Regions from separate parts of the Homo sapiens genome. Here region 2 is linked to region 1. Evidence: read pairs that join two places in POLR2A ChIA-PET (ENCODE). Cell type or tissue: PC-9. All regions are shown on one strand.

What was found. Peaks named below come from ENCODE experiments on the same cell type or tissue, not always from the same donor. Only the 100,000 strongest peaks of a DNase experiment are listed, where the experiment ranks them.
Region 2: POLR2A ChIA-PET joins it to region 1 with 7 read pairs; 1 of 35 experiments calls an interaction of 5 or more read pairs at or near these places.

Annotation. Positions count from the first base shown.
Region 1 is chr2:217,387,228-217,389,727 of GRCh38, reverse strand. The region is part of intron 8 of DIRC3 (disrupted in renal carcinoma 3); the gene reads left to right. Among named protein-coding and RNA genes, the nearest start is that of DIRC3-AS1, 110 kb to the right of the region's middle. RefSeq lists an enhancer at 1,318-1,487. In PC-9, no CTCF peak of the experiment used is centred here; a DNase peak (open chromatin) is centred at 1,487; H3K27ac peaks cover 1,676 bases.
Region 2 is chr2:217,450,843-217,453,342 of GRCh38, reverse strand. All of the region lies in intron 3 of DIRC3 (disrupted in renal carcinoma 3), which reads left to right. Among named protein-coding and RNA genes, the nearest start is that of DIRC3-AS1, 170 kb to the right of the region's middle. In PC-9, no CTCF peak of the experiment used is centred here; a DNase peak (open chromatin) is centred at 1,512; H3K27ac peaks cover 1,376 bases.

The DNA.
Region 1 (2,500 bases):
ATAAAATTAAAAATTAAAAGGACTTGCCACTGCTTCCGAGAAGTGTTCCTGGAAATCCCCAGCTTGGGGTCTTTTCAGGTCTCTCCAACCACTCTGGTATCTCTAGTAAGCTTTGCCTGTCTTCATCATTTCCTTTATTATATTTTAATTAAATATTCCATTTAAGTATCTGAGTTCATCACTAATATGTAAGCTAAAGACTATGTTTTATCTGCTACTTTATACCTGGTATTCAACACACAGTATGCATTCCATAATGTTTGCTGAATTGAGAGAGGCTTTTTGTATTGATTATGAGGATGGTGAAGATGATTATGGTGAACGTGCAATCTAATTTGTAGCTATGAATTTTGATCACAATAGAAAGGTAACAGCTTGTTTTGCCTTCAGGGCTTTAAAAATGTTACGTGAATATGAATATGAAAAAAACAACATAAAATATGTGTAATAATAGCAAATGTATACATGTATCTGTGTATATATATATATATATAAGACTGGAATGATACCTTTTAAACAAAGAATACCAAAGATCAGTAATAAGTGATAATATTGAACCTTCCTCCAAGCTTTCAATAAGAAAGCTTGGAGCATCCTTTCAATAAGAGCCTTCAGTTGCCGTGACTGTGGGGTTGGTATTATCTCCACCAATACAACATTGAGTTTTTTAAAGCAATAATAAAAACTTGATTCCATTGTAGTTAGTTGTAGGGACTTGCTACAAAGAGGATTTGCCAGTATTGGCCTGCAAGCCACCGTGCCGATTTCTGGAAAGAAGAATGATGACAGATTCAGGGATTAATAATGGCTGTAAGCCTTTCTTCCTCTGCATTCATGATCTAAGGAGGTCCACACCTCAGTTTCTTGTTTCCCCAAATAGGGATAATACTAGTTTTGACTTATATTTTCAAAAGATTTTGCTAGAAAACCAGAAAAATAACTGTGTAGTGAATGTAAATGACCACCAAGCCCAGCACCCCAGCACACAGAAGTTGCTTAATTAAGGCTCTGGCAGCCGGGTGTGGTGGCTCATGCCTGTAATCACAGCACTTTGGGAGGCTGAGGCAGGCGGATTGCCTGAGCTCAGGAGTTTGAAACCACCCTGGGCAACATGGTGAAACTTCTCTACTAAAATACAAAAAAAAATTAAAAATAAAAATAAAAATTAGCCAGGCATGGTGGCATGCACCTGTAATCCCAGCTACTTGGGAGGCTGAGGTGGGGGAATCACTGAACCTGGGAGGTGGAGGTTACAGTGAGCCAAGATCTTGCTACTGCACTACAGCTTGGGTGACAGAGTGACACTCCGTCTAAAAAGAAAAAAAAAAAAAGGCTCTGGCTAATGTGTTAGAAATCCAAGTCAAGAAGAGGGAACTCTTTGATGTCCCAGTCCAGACTGACTGGTAGAAGCCTTCTCAACTGGCAAATACCCTTGTCATTTCTCCTGGCAGGCTTCCCCATGTTATTTGTTTGCAGTGACATGACCCGCTGGTGCCCGGAGACAGGGCAGGGCAGAGAAAGCTTTGGAATCCACAGAGCTCATCGCCTTCCCTCACCCCAGCAAAGCTTTGTCCTCCAGCCCTGTCTCTGGGGCCCTGGGATCAGATTGCTTGCTTTCAGGTGCCAGAGAGACACTTTTCTGTTTGCTCTCCCACCCAGACTGCCCTCAGTTTGTCCTTCCCCCAGGTGGGGATGGCAAGTGACAGAGGCTGTTATGAAATGAATTGCTCTCCTTCCTCCCCTGCCTTTCTTTCCTCTGCCCCCTCAAACCACAAGAATATTTTGGCTTTTTTCCATCACTTAGGGTTTGTATTGTAGATTTGAGTCTGTTCTTGTTCATTGTAAATAGCCCAGAAGTTAGGTTGGGAGTGCAGTCTTTAAAGGTAGGCTACTCTTGGGGACACGAGGGAATGCATGGAGCTGCCTGCACTGGTGATGATGACTTCCTTTGATCCTAGCCCATGCAGCTTGTGGTGCCCTAGTGTTTCCATCCTGCTCCAGGTGGCCTTGTCACTGGCTTATTTTCCACTTGCCTCAGGTATAAAATATTATCTCTTTGAGTACCTTCCATGCCCCCAACAGCTGGCAGAGATTCCTGGTCTTGCTCTCTACCTCTCTGGCCTATGCCCCAATGACATGACCCACTGGTGCCTGCAAGATATTTTCCTGAGGATATTTTCTTTTAGAAGAGAACACCTATTGTTCTTAAAGATGGCAGAACTTCTATGTGACTGAGTAACTTCTGTGTTGCAAGTTAACAGAATTAATAGAAAGCCAGGTCAAACTGGCTTAAGAAAAAACAAAAACAAACAAACAAAAAAACTGGTAGCCACTTCTTCATATAACTGAGAAGCCCAAGAGTGTAGATTAATGCGAGGGTTCAGAAATGCAATACCCAAGATGGAGGCTGCCTGCTGCTCAAGTTGCCAGATTTAGCAAATAAAAACAGAGCATACCCAGTGAAATTCACATTTCATATAAATAATGAACAACTTTTTTG
Region 2 (2,500 bases), 64 kb before region 1:
GGTGTATCATGAGTCTCCAACCACAAGAAGTCTGGGCAGTTATTAGATATCATTTTTTGTAGCCATCCAGAGTAGAAATATCTGGCTAACATCCTCTGGCTGAAGAAAGCCTGTGCTGTCCTATAACAAATTTGGGATTATTCACAGTCATGGGAGACAGGTAGAGGCTGGATCATTGAAACTTCCAATAATTCAAAAATCTCATTTTTGCTGAGTGTTGACTATTGACCAAAATTTCCAGTTGCTCAGAGGTTGCCAAATGGACTGATTTGAACTGTATGTCTTTTCATGGCCCCTATCAGAGGAGGGAAGAATCTGTGAAATAATTAAACATGATCTTAGCCCACCCACCCCCCGGTTGCTGGGACTGGGCATGGGGGGAGGAGGTGAGGACAAAAGTTGGGGGATGAGGCAGGGGTGAGTCTGCGTCACTCTAGTAAGGCCCCCAGGGATTTCTCTCAGGGAACCCATGACCTTCTTCAGAGTTCTTTAGTGACGTTCTTCCCAGCGCACCTTGAATAAAATCTAAGCTTCCTTCCGGGCTGCAAGGTTTGCCACACTAGCCTCTGTTCTCCTTTCTGATCTCATTGTGCTACTATCTTCTGCCTCACTAAGCTCTGTTTTAAGTCAGTAGAGTTTTTATACAAATTTTGTTATACAATTCTGAGAATTCTATAACAAAACATTAAGCTCTTTTCTGTCCCTTATAGTCATTACTCTTTTTTTTTTCTCAAAATCCTCTTCAGTCATTTCTTTCCATAGCTATCTCTTTGTCATCCTCAGTTTAAATGTCGTCCTCTCCATTTAAATGTCGTCTCCATGAAATGAAGTTCTTGATCTTCTATGACCTTCTGTGACTCTGCCCCCATGATTAGCTTTCCAAACACCCTGGTTATTAACCTCTTAAGCATGTATCACAAGTTGTGGTGACTTATTTATTTATTGGTTTGCTCCTTTTTCTGTCTCCTGCACTGGAATACAAGTGCAAGCTTCCAAAGGACCATGTCTGTCTTTCTGATCATTGTGTCTGCAGCAACTAGCACAGTGTTGGGCTTGTACTTCCCTCTCAATAGAAAACTGTTGGGTGAATGAAATGGGCAGACATTGTTTAATGCTCTGATCTCAGTTCAGATACATGGTAGTCCAAGGGAGGAAAAGGGACAAATCATCCCTTAAAGTCTGTCAACTGGAAAATGTCCCTCTAGAAGGCTGACTGTCCCTGAGGAGATAGATTAAGTGAGGTTGATCTGGCAAGCTTCCTAGTGGCAGAGAGAGGTTAAAACAAAGGAGAAAAAGAAAAGACAAATGAAATCTGCTCAAAGCAAAACAGATGTTTCACCTCAGATCCACTTTGTTACCATGAGGAATGGGTGGGCTGGTGGGGCAGTGGGGAAACAAGAGTGATTGTTTGCCTAGACTTTGCTTCCTCCTGAGCTGTCCAGTCTCTGGCAGCCTGGGACTCTTTGCTCCCTCCACCTGTTGACCCCTTTGTGCCTCATCAAATGAGTCATGGCCATAGCATTTGTGGAAACTCCTAGCAAGTGGCAGAGGGGAGGGGGCGGGACAGAAACCCAAGAGCTGGCTTCTGGGAGGCTCTGAGGCTGTTTTGACCCCGAGAAGGCAAGTATGGTTGTCTTCCAGGCCGCAGAGGAAAGCATCATGTTTGAATGCTGGCAAGCTGGGTGTCTGAGTGTTAAGACCTCGTGAGAAATAGGAACGAGTTCTATGAGAGGCAAGGAACCTAGGACGCCAGGCTGTGAAGAGGAAGAGAGCTCACTTCCTAACCTCAGGTGCACAGAAACTTCACCAGAGGCAAGGAAGAGTCAAAGGACCTGGTCTTTGGCAAGATGATTGATTACTGGCAGGGAGGGATGTTACTGGGTGCAGTGCTGGAGCAGCTCTCTGACACAGCTGCTCTTATTCAACACACATAGAAGGTACCTACTATGTGCCAGGCCTGGTTCTTATCACTCAAGAATCATCAGTGAGCAAACAGCAAAGTCTAGCCCCCATGGGGCTTCCATTCCAGTGGATTCATGATTTATAGGGGTTCATGGAATTTGATTCTGTGTCCTTGTATTTGGGGTACACTCTAAAGCTGTCCTGTTTGCAGGTTTCTCAAAAATTGTAATCTCAGTTGGAGTAATAGGGGCAGTTGCAGTTAAGATCTTGAGAGAGCAAAACAGAAAAGGCATTAACAGGAGAAATAGCCATTGAAGTCTATTGCAACAGGCTGGCACTAAAGAGCTTCCTGTTGCTAGGATGAGCATGGTTCTTGGAGCACAGAGACCCTCCCCAGGAAAGAAGCAGTTTGCTTGGCTTCTGTGGTATACCTGGCAGACAGTGGGGTAGATTCTTCTGGCTCTCACTCTTACTTCTATCTAGCCCATTGGCAATGTTGCCACCCCAATGCCTCCTCTTTTGAGGTACAGACTTGCAATGCCACCAGCCTCCTTTCCTTCCTAGCTTTGCCATTTGCAGGCCGGTTACTGTCCACTCA